Linked DNA regions of Homo sapiens: region 1 is linked to region 2. A link is an interaction called in ENCODE POLR2A ChIA-PET data of the cell type or tissue named here. Cell type or tissue: Panc1. All regions are shown on one strand.

Region 1 (8,000 bases), 430 kb before region 2:
ATTTGGTAATCATCTCATCCTGTACTACCTCAAAATTATACTTTCCTAAAGATCCTGTCACTACATTCAGCCCCCTCCGCCACTAGCATAAGGGAGGATGGAAGCCAAGAAGAAATAGAAAACCGAACGGAAAAGCAAAAGACAGAGGCCAGCTCTCTTATTGCTGGTTTTCCTTTTTTGTTTCTATCTCCACAGTTTATTTTCGGTCAAAAATTCTGCCACCCACAGCTCTGTCTCCTTAGTTTTTTGGAGTGCCTGATGTAGTTTCAAAGTAATGTAACATTCCCATTCTCATCTTTTGCTCACTTTTTTTTTTTTTTGTTTTTTGGAGACAGGGTCTTGCTTGGTAGCCCAGGCTGGAGTGCAGTGGCATGATCTTGGCTCACAGGAACTTCTGCCTCCCAGGTTCAAGTGATTCTCCTGCCTCAGCCTCCCAAGTAGCTGAGATTACAGGCGCCCACCACCACACCTGGCTAATTTTTGTATTTTCAGTGGAGACATGGTTTCACCATGTTGGCCAGGCTGGTCTGGAACTCCTGACCTCCAGTGATCTGCCTGCCTTGGCCTCCCAAAGTGCTGAGATTACAGGCGTGGGTCACCACACCTGGCCTGTTCACTTCTATACAACAAATATTTCATGAGCTTCCACCATGTGCCAGAGTGTTGGGTGCTAAAAATACATGAGGCACTGATAAAATGGCCTGTGACTTTGTCACCTCAGCTACAGGCCACCCTATATGGTGTTTTATATTTTCAAGTAGATTATACACTCCCTGTGGACGGGAATCTAGATCTTCTAATTATTTTGAGCCAGGCAACAGGAGCTGGACAAACAGGAGATACTCAGTACCTGACTGAGTAGAATACATTGCTAAGAGTTGGGCTTAGCAGTAACTAATAAATTGATAATTAAGTGCCTCTTGTATGAAGAGATGAGTTAGAGGAGAGCAGTGGATTGACTTCCTTTAAGTCCTTACCAACGGGTCAGGTATTGTGCTAAGCACGGCCTCCTGACAATCCTGTGGTGTGCCTGCTCTTATTAGCATTGTCCCTCAGCTCATAGATGGGAGAAACAGAGGCTCAGAAGACAGACCCAAGATGTCTCACCTATTAAGTGAAATTGGAAGACCCAAGCTTTGAACACATGCAGCCTGACTCCAGAGCCCAGCTCTTGGTCGGTGATACAGTTTGACTCTGTGTCCCCACCCAAATCTCACCTTGAATTGTAATAATCCCCATGGGTTGTGGCAGGTAACTGAATCATGGGGTCAGGTTTTTTCCATGCTGTTCTCATTATATAAGTCCCACGAGATCTGATGGTTTTATAAAGGGCAGTTCCCCTGCACACACTCTCTTGCCTGCCACCACATAAGATGTGCCTTTGCTCTTCCTTCGCCTTCCACCATAATTGTGAGGCCTCCCCAGCCACATGGAACTGTGAGTCCATTAAACCTCTTTCCTTCATAAATTACCCAGTTTTAGGTATGTCTTTATTAGCAGCATGAGAACAGACTAATACAGCCCATATACTAAACTGACTCAGGATATGGAGGAGACCAGGGCCTCTCTCTCAGGCATGTGTGATATCATGGTGAAGAGTTTGATGTGGCTAAAGGCAGGCAGACAATTGCACACACACACACACACACACACACACGGGAGGGGCCACCTTCAGCTCCAGAACCCCGTGTGTTTTCTCTACCTTTGGGACTTTTCCTAGAGTTGAAAAAGTGTATCTCTTTCTTCAACTCTAATGTGAGAGTCATTGTCAAATAGAGTTTGCCCTTCTTTAGACCACTGGTCCAACACCTTAAATTACTAGAAGCGCTAAATTTGGTGACCAACTGAAGACGAAAAGGGGTAAAAATTTAAGTCCTCATTTTTAAGGCAGTTTTTTTTTTTTTTTTTTTTTTGAGACAGAGTCTTGCTCTTTTGCCCAGGCTGGACTGCAGTGGCCTATCTCGGCTCACTGCAAGCTCCACCTCCCGGGTTCACGCCATTCTCCTGCCTCAGCCTCCCGAGTAGCTGGGACTACAGGCGCCCACCACCATGCCCGGCTAATTTTTTGTATTTTTAGTACAGACAGGGTTTTACCGTGTTAGCCAGGATGGTCTTGATCTCCTGACCTCGTGATCCACCCGCCTCGGCCTCCCAAAGTGCTGGGAGGCAATTCTTTTATATCTCATGACATTATGGGGATACCTACATAATGTCCTCAGTAGCTGGGCCATGAGTGAACTGCAACATCACAATTTTGGGGGCTCCTGGGAGCAAACACTGCTGGTTAGCTAAATAGCAGAAGAGCCAGACACAACTGCCAGTGTTCCCCTTGTTTCCTCCTTAGTAAAAGCTGCTAAGAGAACTCTGTAACTGGGCACATGGCTGCCGGGAATAAAGACCACATATCCCAGCCTGCCTTGAACCGGGTGTGGCCACATGAGTAAGTTTTGGCTATGGGATATAAGCAGAAGTGGTGTGCACAGCTTCAGTGAAGTGCTTCATAAAGGGAAAAAGCATGTCCTTCTCTTACTCTTTTTTCCTTCCTGTTGGCTGGAATGCAGACGTGATATGGCTGGAGCTGCCATCTTGGACCAGGAGTTGAACTTAGCCACGGAGGCCATGCTCAGTGGAGCCACCCGATGGAGGGATCTGACACTGTGGAGTTCCATTCCAGCCTGGACTTCACACAAGAGAAATAAACATCTACCTGAGCCAGTATTACTAGGGTTTTCCAATACTGAAGCTGAGCTGAATCCTAAAGAATACACACTACTTTCCCCAACAAGATACATAACTGCCTTGCTTGCTGAGAAAAAAATTATAATCGCAGGTTCACTTTCCTAAATCAATGTAAGTAATAGCCTGGCCTGGCTCTTTTCAGGAGATCCTATCAGATCCTGAAGCAAAAGACTATTCCAGTCTTAATACCAGTATATCTGGGTTTTCTGCCCAGAGGAAAGTGCAATCATGACTTCTAAGGAAGCAAATGGTAATGGGTGCAGAGACTGTCAAGAAATTAGGTGGTGAAATCAGGCTGAGGTCATCTCATCTAATGTATATTTGGTGACCGTGTAGACCCAGAGATACACACTTCAAAGCAGCCATGTGGTATCCATATCTGTGTGCCTACTTTGGGTTCACACACCTGTGTTCTCTCCTAGTTGGTGCCACCTGTCACATCCAAGCCCATCATCACCTCCTGTGCTCATCTCTGCTGTCTCTTCTCCATGCCTTCACTCTGGCCATGCCCCCAGCCTCCCATTCCCTTTCCTGCATCTACTGTTCTCTCTCCTTGTAAAAGCTTTCCTTGCCCAATCCAGACCACATGGGTCCTTTTCTTGTCCCATCTCCTATAGAAGCTGTTACCAGTGCCCTGACTAACCCAAGGCCTTCCTCTGCCTGCTGGAGCTTAATAATTATTGAATGCATGAATAACTACACATGACAAATAAGGCCTCAGGTGTAAGAGTTCAAGCTAACAGGAAATGCTCTCCAAAGCACCCTCCGGAAAGCAGTTTTAAGAGAAAGAGATTCAACCTAAATGGTCAGGAGGATGCTCTTCCCAGGGGTTTGTTTCAATTAAAAATACAGGCATCTGCTGGGATTAAAAAGCAACAATCTAAAGAATTCATCCACCACCCCATCAGATTCTAGCCATTAAGACTGAGATCAGTTCAGATGCAAAGAGCAGAACGAGGCAAATTGTTCTCTACTGAAACAACATGAAATGCTTTCATACTTTGGGGTTGGTGACCCTAAAAACCTTGCACTTGGTTATCATTTTTTTCTCCTTATCCTGGACTTTGACTTCCTCTCCTGTATACTGTTAGAACACAGAAGGCAAATGCAAACATTTCTACAGTTCCTGACTCCTCGCCCATGTCAGAAACCCTTAGAAGCACCCACATACCACACAAGCTCAGACCTGTGGGCTTCTCTAGAGAAAGGCGTCATGACACAATCACATATTCAGCACTGACAGACTCTGTGAGGAAGATATGGGGGGCTTGGGGGTGGCTGCTCCCCCACCACACCTGACTCCATTTAATGCCCAACTGGAGTAATCATGACAGGTCAGCCTAGGTCACCTTGAGAGGGGCTGAGTCTGCAGTAGGGTGCGTCTGTCTGGCCTTCCTCGATAACACGAAGGTTGAGCTTTCTCTGGCTCACTCTGCACAGTAGCTTGGGTTAGAAAAGGCCAAGCAGGAGCTGAGGCAATCAATCAGAAAGTATTCAGTGAGCACTGTGAGAAATAAAAAGTTTAGGCCAAGCACAGTGGCTCATGCCTGTAATTCAAGCACTTTGGAAGGAATACTCGAGTCCAGGACTTCAAGACCAACCTGGGAAACATAGTGAGACTCTCATCTCTACAAAAATAATTTTTTTTAATTAGCTGGACATGGTGGTGTGCACCTGTAGTCCCAGGTACTCGGGAGGCTGAAGCAGTAGGCCAAGCTAGAGAGAGCTGTGATTGCACCACTGCACTCCAGCCTGGGTGACAAAGTGAGACTGTCTCAAAAAAAAGTTTAAAACCCATTTAAGGAATGTTTGACCTAATGCGATGGCTCCTAATCTACAGGGCATGATCCATTAGCAGTGGGCTGTGAAATCCATCCGGGGGTCTCTACCAGCATCTGTAAATAAAGCAGGGTGGACAGGAAGTATCAGGCATCATTTATGCAGTTTTGTGACACTCTGTGGCTCACGCCTGTAATCCCAGCACTTTGGGAGGCTGAGACGGGTGGATCACAAGGTCAGGAGATGGAGACCATCCTGGCTAACACAGTGAAACCCCGTCTCTAACTAAAATACAAAAAATTAGCTGGGTGTGATGGCATGCGCCTGTAGTCCCAGTTACTCAGGAGGCTGAGGCAGGAGAATCACTTGAACCTGGGAGGCGGAGGTTGCAGTAAGCTGAGACTGAGCCACAATACTCCAGCCTGGACAACAGAGTGAGACTTCATCTCAAAAAAAAAAAAAAAAAAAAAAAGTTGTTCTTTGTGTGGGCTACAGCCCAGAGCACATGGAAGCCACTGATTTCATACACAGTGGAGAGGGATCGCTGGTGTTTTTGTAAGAACTCCTCTTTTTATGTCTCTTGTGCATTCACCTTCCAAGAAACTCAGTCCCTGTCTGTACCATGTCTAGTACAACCTTCTGGTATCTTCACCATAGGCCACGAGTATACCCTTTGGACAGATAAGGAAATAAAGGTACAGAATAGAAATGACTTCTAGCCACTTCTAGCCGCCTAGAGAACATAGCCAAACTGATCGTGCCCAAATCAGGTGAGACCAAGAAACAGGCTCATGTGGTTCTCCCCAGACCATGAACATATTATCTAGCAGGCACCAGATAGAATGTGACCTCAGGAGGGAGAAGGTTTTGTTGGTTCACTGCTCCATCCTCAGTTCTTAGGATAGTTCCTGGCACAAAGTAGGCCCTCAATAAATATTAGCTCAGCAAATCATTATGACTTGATGATAGAATGAATTAGGACAATCCCCAAACTCAAAAATAATCTTTTACGGTCATGGACCATGTATTGAACCCAACAAAGAAATCATGTTTCATTGAGGTGCAAATGAATATACTCAGGTAGACTGAGAGAACAAAACAGAACCCAGAATGTATTTCTCTCCAGCTTGAAATGTTTTGATGGCATTCCATCATCTAGAATAACTCCCAGACTAGCCCATGATGTGTCTTCACAGCCGAGTTCCCCTCTTACTTTCCAGTGGCAACTTCCTCCTCCTTGCCCCATTTTGAACTTCATCCTTTGGCATTGATGAACGAATCCGAATTCTCCAGGTGCATGTGGCTATTTTATGACTTGGTGACACTGCAAATTCAGTGTTCTCTGCCTGAGATTCCAGTCATTTTGGGAGCCCAGCAATTTATCACCATCCTCCTTCAAGCCCCAGGCCAGGTGTGACCTCAAAGCCTTCCCTCACCACATGCCCTTAACCTCAACCTCTGCTGAGTAAATGAAGTTCTCATCCAGGTTACCACTGTACCATGTGCACATCCATGGGTTTATTTCTATCATCCTCTTGCAGTTCATCTGGTTAGATGTTTTACTCTGCTTTCCTTCAGATTTTGAGCTTCTTGAGGGCTACAGTTGATCTTATTCAAAGAATATCAAAGGAAGGAAGGGAGGGAGGGGTAATCCACACAGTCCTGTTGGACCCCGTATTAGGCCGTTTTCACACTGCTGATAAAGACGTACCCGAGACTGGGTAATTTATACAGGAAAAAAAAAGTTTAATGGACTTACAGTTCCACACAGCTGGGGAGGCCTCACAATCATGGTAGAAGGCAAGGAGGAGCAAGTCACATCTTACAAGGATGGCAGCAGGCAAAGAGCTTGTGCAGGGAAACTCCCATTTTTAAAACTATCAGATCTCATGAGACTTATTCACTGTCATGAAAACAGCACGGGAAAGACCTGACCCCGTGATTCAATCACCTCCCACCAGGTCCCTCTCACAACACACGGGAATTCAAGATAAGATTTGGGTGGGGACACAGCCAAACCCTATCAGACCCCCTCCCGCTCCACTAGCTCATGTCTTTATATCCCCAATACTACATCTGTAGGGATATACTGAGGAAATTAAACAAGATTAAAATACAGAGAGAATACAGGTACGATTAGAAGCAAAAGGAAAACAGAAGATCTGTGGTTGATTGTGTTTGAACAGGCATGCCACGGAGAAGTTATTAGCCTACTGCTCAGACACACACTGTTTAAACATGGGCAGAGTTTTCTCTGCTGTGAGTCTTACTGCTGCCTTGCTGGGGGACCACGAGCTGGGAGGACAGCTTGCTCAGCTCTACCCTGTGGAGCTGTGACTTCAGAAGAGCCACAGGGGGCCTCGAGGCACTCGGCCCCAGGCAATGCTCAGAAGCCTTGATCACAGAAGAAAAAAAACCTTTTGTGTAGGGAGAAGAAGAGAACAACATAAGTCTTTGGAAGCTAGACTTCCAAAGTGTCTAGAACAGGCACTGGCAAACTTTTTCAGTAAAGGCCGGATAATAAATATTTCAGCTTTGTGGGCCATCCCATTTCTGTTGCAACTACTCAACCATGACTCTGTAGCACAAAGGCAGCCACTGACAAGGACAATTAGTAAACAACTGAGCATGGCTGTGATCCAAAAACACCTTATTTACAGCCATCAATTTGAATTTCATACATTTTAATGCACAAAATATTCATTTTAACTACTAAAAAATTTTAAAAAGCACACTTAACTCAGAGGCCACACAAAAACAGGTACCAGGCCAGATTTAACTAGTTGATCAGATGTAGCTACAGGCTATAGTCTACTGGCCTCTGATCTAGTGAGGAGAAATTATGCTATGCAATGTCTACAAGTCACTCAGAAAATCAATACTCTAGTAGTTTACCCAGAATGCCCATTATCTGTCCTATCCCAAATTACTGGCTTGGCTATATTGAATTGAAACAAAGTGTTCATAAAAGACATTCAACTCAAATAGTTTTGATTTGGAATGATCCTGAATTTTCTTTCCATGATGTAGATTATCAAATTACGTCTTTGTCCATTTGTGTTGGTATAAAGGAACATCTGATGCTGGGTAACTCATAAAGAAAAGAGGTTTATTTGGCTCACAATTCTGCAGGCTGTACAAGAAGCATGGCGCCAGCATCTACTTCTGGTAGGGGCTCAGGAAGCTTCCACTCATGGTGGAAGGTGAAGGGAAGCTGGCATCACATGGTGAGAGAGAAAGCAAGAGAGAAGGGAGGCACCAGGCTCTTTTTAATAACCAGCTTTCATAGGAACTTACAGAGTGAAAACTCATTCATTCCCACGGAGATGGCACCAAGCCATTGACAAGGGATCCACCCCCATGACCCAAACACCTTCCATTAGGCGGCACCTCCAACGTCGGGGATCAAATTTCAACATGGAATTTGGAGGGGACAAACCAAACTATGGCAAATGGGATATAACACATATTTTATAAAATAT
Region 2 (8,000 bases):
GGACACAGGAAGGGGAAAGTCACACACCGGGGCCTGTCATGGGTGTGGGGGGAGGGATAGCATTAGGAGATATACCTAACGTTAAATGAAGAGTTAATGGGTGCAGCACACCAACATGGCACATGTATACATATGTAACAAACCTGCATGTTGTGCACATGTACCCTAGAACTTAAAGTATAATTTTAAAAAAGTATTTTTAAATAAAAGCCCAATAAAAAAACAAAAAAACAAATGAGTTCTATATAACCACACAATAGAATAATACTCAGCCATAAAAAGGAATCAAGTGCTGATCCATGCTACAAAATGGATGAACCTTGAAAACACTATTCTACGTAAAAGAAGCCAGGTGCGAAGGATCATATATTGTGATGCCTTTTCTAGGGCATATCCAGAATAGGCAGATTCCCAGAAACAGAAAATATATTGCTGGTTGCCAGGGGCTGGGAAAGAGGGGAATGGGAATGACTACTATTGGGGACAGAGATTCTTTCGGGGGGTGACAAAAATGTTCTAGAATTATATGGTGGTGATGGTTGCACATCATTGGAATACACTGAAAACCACTGAATTGTGCCCTTTGAAAGGGTGAATTTTATGATATGTATATTATATCTCAAAAGCAATCATAGGGCATAAATTACCTTGATCAGCTTCCTTTCTGAGAGCAAACATTAACTGGGAGGAGAAAGTAAATTCTTCCGGGCACGGTGGCTCACGCCTGTAATCCCAGCACTTTGGCGAGCGGATCAACTGAGGTCGGGAGTTCGAGACCAGCCTGACCAACATGGAGAAACCTCGTCTCTACTAAAAATGCAAAATTAGCCAGGCGTGGTGGCGCATGCCTGTAATCCCAGCTACTCAGGAGGCTGAGGCAGGAGAATCACTTGAACCCAGGAGGCGGAATTTGCAGTGAGCCGAGATTACACCATTGCACTCCATTATGGGCAACAAGAGCAAAACTCCATCTCAAAAAGAAAGAAAGAAAGAAAGAAAATATAGATGAGTGAAGCCTCTGCATGGTCTGGATTCATGTTTGAGGCATGTCCTACACCACCATCCATGGACTCTTGTCAAATTGCTGCTATTGTCAATGAAAACATCCACATGGCCTATGCTCCATCCCAGTGGGAAAAAGATACTCCCTGGCCTAGCGCTATTCCACCTCTAAACATCTGCGATTCCGCAGGTTCTTAGTTTACTTCTGTAGGGAAGTGCTCACATTTGTTTCTTATTGGAACATTTGGGGGAAAAATGTGTATGAGAAGAGCCAAAAGGAACATCAACTTGGGAACACCCTTTTGGAAATGAGGATGGAGCTGTGGCTTAGACTTCAAGGAAGCTGTTGAAACCTAACACAGGATGAGGCCCCCAAAGAAAGCTGGTGGTTGAACCCCAGGATTCGGCAGTCCAGTCACTGCTTACAAGAGTTGCTATTCCTCAGGGCATCTCCTTGCTTCCATTTCTTTCATTTGTCCTTACGGGGATAGTGGGTGAAATCGAGGAGGAGAAACCAAGGGGTCCCCACTGTGAAGGTAAAGAACAGAATTTTTGGCCAGGTGTGGTGGGGGCAGAAGGCAGGAGGATTGCTTAAGCCCAGGAGTTTGAGAGCAGCCTGGGCAACATGGCAAAACCCCATCTATACAAAAAAATACAAAAATGAGCTGGCCATGGTGGCATGCACCTGTATTCCCAGCTGTTTGGGAGGTTGAGGTGGGAGAACCACCTGAGCCTAGGAGGTCAAGGCTGCAGTGATCTGTGATTATGCCACTGCACTCCAGTGTGGGCGACAGATCAATACTGTCCAAAAACAAATAAACAAACAAAAAAGAGAATTTTTTTTTTTTTTTTTTTTTAGAGAGACATTTTCTTGCTCTGTCGCCCTGGCTGGAGTGCAGTGGCATGATCATAGCTCAGTGTAGCCTGGAACCCCTGGCTTCAAGCAATCCTCCCACCTCAGCCTCCCAAGATGCTGGGATTATAGGTGTGAGCCACCGTGCCTGGCCCCAGAATAAATTTTATACCAGAATGTACAGTGGCAAATGCGAGAATGAACTGACGAGGGAAGGAGGGTGAGATTATAGAACTGCAAAGTAATTGAGTCATCTGGAGATCAGATTCAAGAAGGAAAAGGAGGCTGGGTGTGGTGGCTCATGCCTGTAATCCCAGCACTTTGGGAGGCTGAAGTGGGCAGATCACCTGAGGTCAGGAGTTCGAGACCAGCCTGACCAACATGGCAAAACCCCGTCCCTATTAAAAAATACAAAAATTAGCCAGGCGTGGTGGTGGGTGCCTACCCTAATCTTATTATGCAAGTGAATTCTCCCTTTGTCTGGTGCCATCTTTTCTGCTCCTTAGTGTACACGTGGCTGGCAGAGAAGGGAAAATGGATCTGCCATGCTGAACATGTCTAGCTCCTAGTTCCTGCTCGCATTCACCTGTGCAAGCTCCCAATTTGCTTGTCTATGTCTGCAGACTTTACACACTGCTCTTTGTTAGAAAGTGATTTGGGACTGCTTTTCATTAAAAAGAAAAAGCCTTACTGAGGACTTCCATACCCTCACTATCTGCTTAAGTGATTTCTTCCTAACTCCTATATCAATGTCTCTCGTTTTCCGTAAGATAAAAAGGAAACTCCCTAACAAAAAGGGACTTACATAGTTTAGAAAGGACCACCACCATTTAGAAAGGACATTTGGACCAGGTGTGGTGGCTCACGCCTATAATCTCAGTGCTTTGGGAGGCAGGAGGTGAGAAGATCCCTTGAGCCCAGGAGTTTGAGGCTGCAGTAAGCTATGATGGTGCCACTGCACTCCAGCCTGAGCGACAGAGCAAGACACAGTCTCAAAAAAGCCCGGGCGCAGTGGCTCACGCTTGTAATCTCAGCGCTTTGGGAGGCTGAGGTGGGTGAATCACCTGCGGTCAGGAGTTCAAAACCAGCCTGGCCAACATGGTGAAACTCCGTCTCTACTAAAAGTAGAAAAATTAGCCAGGCATGGTGGCATGATCCTGTAATCCTAGCTACTCGGGAGGCTGAGAGACGAGAATGGCTTGAACCCAGGAGGAGGAGGCTGCAGTGAGCCAAGTTTGTGCCACTGCACTCCAGCCTGGGCGACAGAGTGAGACCCCGCCTCAAAAATAAATAAATAAATAAATAAATAAATAGACATTTGATCACCTGTAAAATATTCCAAGGCAAAAATTTTGCGAGGAGAATTGAGATGACAAAAATCTCTCCACTGTAATCCTCAAAGACACAACTTTTGAAATTTAGAAAAAGTGTGTTACTAACAGCGAGAATTCATGACACGCCCTAAAAAATATATGGGGATAAAAAATGGGAGCCTCTGATTTAGTCTTGCGGTTGCACCACACCAAGCCGGACAAGAAACAAACACTTCTCCATCTTCAGTGAGACAGGAAGCTGGTATGAAAGACGCCGTTTTAGTATGGCTAAAAAGACACGGCAATGCCAGCCAAGTAAAATACTTAGCGGAACTCGGGTGTGGACAGGAGAATGTAGGCTTGCACACGGGAGGTGGTGGAGTGAGCCTTCCACCTTGGGGAGCAGAGCCACGTTCCCGGGTTACTGAGCTGAGCTGGGCGGTTACTCAGCCTACAAACACAGGTTTCCCAGCACTTGAACTTGAGACTCCTGAAACCGACAAGGTGGTTCAGAATTCCTTGGAGGAGCTGGGGAGATGGTATCATCTCTGTCACTTGTGGGACTAAAGACCATTTCATTTTGCCCAGCAATAGCCTAGAATCTGGCACCTGTAGGACTAAAGACCGGGAATAGCCTGGAAGAAGTGGGTGGGGAGCGCCAGGCAGGGCAGACCAGATCGCAAAGGAAAAAACCCTGGCGTGCAAGCACCGATAGGAGAGGAAATGTTTGCTCAGCTGTAAAGGAGGGAGAGAAAAGGGAGAAAGCACAGGCGGCGTGGCAGGTAAGTGTGATCACGCGTGAGACAGAACCACTGTGAAAAATTCTCCGATTCTCCCACGGCAAAAGCCTCAGCCAAGCCAACGGCAGATAAAGGAATCCGAGGCTGATCGCCAACGACCGGAGGTTAAAGACACAGGAAGAGTTCAGAAGTTCAGGAAAATAAAAGCAGATTACCATTCAAGGGTTCTGTGAAGCAGAGAAAAGGTGAAATGACAGGAGGACCTGAGAGTGGCCGGGGTGGGGGCGGGGAGGAAAGCGATCATTCCAGGTAAATTCCACCCGGAGGTGCGGCTGGAGAGGCAGGGAGCCAAGGCGCGCAGGTAGCGGGGTGCGCCCTCTTCACTCGGAGCACCCTGTCGAGCAGAGCAGCTCTAAGCAAGGCCAGGCTGGAGGGAAAAGTGCAGGACTGTGCTTCTGGGCGGCCTTCATTTTTATACCATGGGGAAAAAAAATGCCCAGCTGATTTTAATTTTCTTCTTCTTCTTCCTTCTTTTTTTTTTTTTTTTTTTTTTTTGTTTTTTGAGACGGGGTCTCTGTCTCCCAGGCTGGAGTGCAATGGCGCGATCTCGGCTCACTGCAACCTCCGCCTCCCGGGTTCAAGCGATTCTCCTGCCTCAGCCTCCCGAGTAGCTGGGATTACAGGCGCCCGCCACCACCCCCGGCTAATCTTTCATATTTTTAGTAGAGACGGGGTTTCACCAAGTTGGCCAGGCTGGTCTCAAACTCCTGAGCTCAGGCAATCCGCCCGCCTTGGCCTCCCAAAGTGCTGGGATTACAGGCGTGCGCCACCGCGCCCAGCGGAGTATGGTAGACATTTGCGTTTGTTAGCTCAGTAGCCTCAGAAACCCTGAGAGGTAGAGCTCAACACAGAAGCAGCTCAGAGCAGCTCGCAGCCTTTCCAAGTCTGGTGGCTGGGGGAAGACCCAGCTGGGATTCGGCTGACTTCTGAGCCTTTTACCTCTTTACGGCTCTGACACCCTAGAGCACCAACACAGCTGCCTCTGAGTGTATTTTGAGACATTATATTTGTAAACTGCATGTAACTTTCTGAATGAAGTTTTAGAAGCAGATGGCACACCCTCACCAGCTCATTTCTTGCCAGTATTCTCAATTGTCGGCACCAGAGAGTCAGTCAGATACTGCTTTGGAGACAGAAAATATTGCCGGGCAAGGTAAAATCTTTAGCCTTTGACTCTTCAGTAAACACAAACTAATGAGAAACCTAGGTCTTATTTTGCCAATAAGCAGAGACTGGAACACTCAATAATAGTGAGAGAAAGAACAGATCATGCAAATGAGGAGAACTGATGATGTTGCCAAGTGAAGCTAGGTGAAGAGGATTAACAGAAGCGATTCTTCCTCTTCCTGTCTCTCTCTTTTTTCGTGAACTATATGAGGATGCCAGGAGGGTTAAGACAAAGACCATGCTTTTTTTTTTTTTTTTTTTTTAGACAGAGTTTCACTCTTGTTCCAAGGCTGGAGTGCAATGGCGCGAGCTCGGCTCACTGCAACCTCCACCTCCCAGGTTCAAGCGATTCTCCTGTCTCAGCCTCCTGAGTAGCTGGGATCACAGGCATGTGCCACCACGCCCGGCTAATTGTTTTGTATTTTTAGTAGAGACGAGGTTTCTCTATGTTGGTCAGGCTGGTCTCAAACTCCTGACCTCGTGATCTGCCTGCCACAGCTTCCCAAAGTGCTGGGATTACAGGAGTGAGCCACGGTGTCTGGCCAAATTTTCTTTTAAGTAGCTTAAAGTCACAGGGGAAAACAAAACTATTCACATAGACTTTTTCTTTGTTTGAATTGGCAAATGCCACCAAGAGTCCAGAAGCTACAAGGAAGCGGTGACAATGGTAGCCTGTGTGGCTACCCTTTGTACCTTTTGAATTCTCTACAAAGTTTTTAAATTTGTTTAAAAAAGAGAATTCATGTTCCAGACTTAAGGTTGCTTTAAGGAACAGACAGGGAAGGACATAAACACATCATCCTTCTGTTGATCCAGACTGGAGATGCTTTGAAATGGACAACGTCTAAAAGAGGGAGCTATGCTTTCCAAGCTTGGGTCCAAAGATGGAGGCTGTGCTGCTGAAGCTGTAAAGAGAGAGGGACAGGAAGTGAATGGATTTGTTACAATCCTGTTTTTTTCTTTTCTTTTCTTTTCTTTCTTTTTCTTGAGACAGGGTCTCTCTCTGTCACCCAGGCTGGAGTGCAGTGGCACCATCATGACTCACTGCAACCTTGACCTCCCGGGCTCAAGTATTCCCCCCACCTCAGTCTCCCAAGTAGCTGGGACTACAGGCGCATGCCACTGTGCCCCGCTAATTTTTACATTTTTTGTAGACACGGGGTTCTCACCATGTTGCCCAGGCTGGTTTCAAACTCCTGAACTCAAGCGATCCTTCTACCTTGGCTGGACAAGTCATGCCTGTAATCCCAGCACTTTGGGAGGTGGGATTTGCTTGGCCTAATCTTGGCAATTCTTAAAAGAAAATCTTTATAAACAGAAATTACAGGAGCGGTGGTTCACGCCTGTAGTCCCAGCACTTTGGGATGCTGAGACGGGTGGATCACCTGAGGTCAGGAGTTTGAGACCAGCCTGGCCAACATGGTGAAATCTTGTCTCTACTAAAAATACAAAGAATTAGCTGGGTGTGATGGCGGGCACCTGTAATCCCAGCTACTGTGGAGGCTGAGGCAGGAGAATCGCTTGAACTTGGGAGGTGGAGGTTGCAGTGAGCCGAGATCGCACCATTGCGCTCCACACTCCAGCCTGGGCAAAAAGGGTGAAACTTCGTCTAAAAAAAAAAAGATTTCTCTAAATTGTAACATCTTTATCAGTGGAATAGGGGCAGGAACCCACATGACAGGGCTGTTTGAAGGTTGAGATCATGTGGGTAAGGCTTCTTGGACAGCAGTGGGTGAAGCAGTAGCTTCCAGCATCATCCTAAAGCTGTCTCCGCAGGCAGGACGGCCAGGGTTCTGCCCATCTCACAGGTGGGCAGGATCTGCTGGTGCTCCCAGTGGTTCTGGAAAAGAGATGTGAAAAGTGCAGGCAACCCACCAATCAGTGAATAATTCCTGATTGCTTTCTGGCTGAGGTTATTGTTCTCTGCAGCCTTCTGTGGGAAATGAGTAGGATCTAAGTAATGGGAATTGGGGAACCTAAAACCGAAGTAAGTGATGGTCAGTAGAATCAGGACAGTTGGACAGCAAAGGGAGGAAAAAGGGAAGATCTTTGAGAGAAAAGCAGACAAGTTAAAGGGCATGATAGAGGTGCTTACGGATTCAGGGAGGGGAGAGGAAAAGGAAATTTATATGTCCAAGACAGAGAGTAAAAGTACATTCTAGGACTAGGTGGGGAATGACAAAAGCAGAAGAAATACAAAACTATCAAATGCCTGTGATAGTGTTTAGAAGCAATCAGAACAAGATCTGTGTGAATAAGAGGTCAGAAATGAGAAAATTGGGCCGGGCGCGGTGACTCACGCCTGTAATCCCAGCACTTTGGGAGGCTGAGGTGGGCGGATCATTTGAGGTCAGGAGTTTCAGACCAGCTGGCCAATATGGCAAAACCCTATTTTCACCAAAAATACAAAAATTAGCCAGGCATGGTGTTGGTGTGCCTGTAATCCCAGCTACTTGGGAGGCTGAGAGGGGAGAATCGCTTGAAAGCAGGAGGTGGAGGTTGCCGTGAGCCGAGATCACGCCATTGCACTCCAGCCTGGGCAACAGAGCAGGACTCCATCTCAAAAAAAAAAAAAAAAAAAAGAAAATCATATGAGCATATTTTTTAAAATGCATACAATAATATAAATACAAAAAATACTTGTAAGACATTTAGGGAGAATCAAGGCACCGTCTTGGTCAGGAATCCATAAGTGCTCCCTTTGTCCTGGTATTCAAGGCCTTCCATGATTTTGACCCAAATGCACCTAACCAGTCTCGGCCCTCACTACAATAAATAAAGTCATTTAGTAAAGCTTTCTTTGCCAGGCGTGGTGGCTCACACCTGTAATCCCAGCACTTTGGGAGGTTGAGGCAGGAGGATCAT

Evidence for each region. Peaks named below come from ENCODE experiments on the same cell type or tissue, not always from the same donor. Only the 100,000 strongest peaks of a DNase experiment are listed, where the experiment ranks them.
Region 1: POLR2A ChIA-PET joins it to region 2 with 5 read pairs; 3 of 35 experiments call an interaction of 5 or more read pairs at or near these places.

Annotation. Positions count from the first base shown.
Region 1 is chr10:12,946,838-12,954,837 of GRCh38, forward strand. The region is part of intron 2 of CCDC3 (coiled-coil domain containing 3); the gene reads right to left. Among named protein-coding and RNA genes, the nearest start is that of CCDC3, 51 kb to the right of the region's middle. In Panc1, a CTCF peak has its summit at 2,638; no DNase peak of the experiment used is centred here.
Region 2 is chr10:13,379,408-13,387,407 of GRCh38, forward strand. It overlaps LOC105376419 (a long non-coding RNA gene), which reads left to right and starts at 3,604. Exons shown (of 3, transcript XR_930671.3): 1 at 3,604-3,950. In Panc1, no CTCF peak of the experiment used is centred here; no DNase peak of the experiment used is centred here; H3K4me3 peaks cover 942 bases; H3K27me3 peaks cover 404 bases.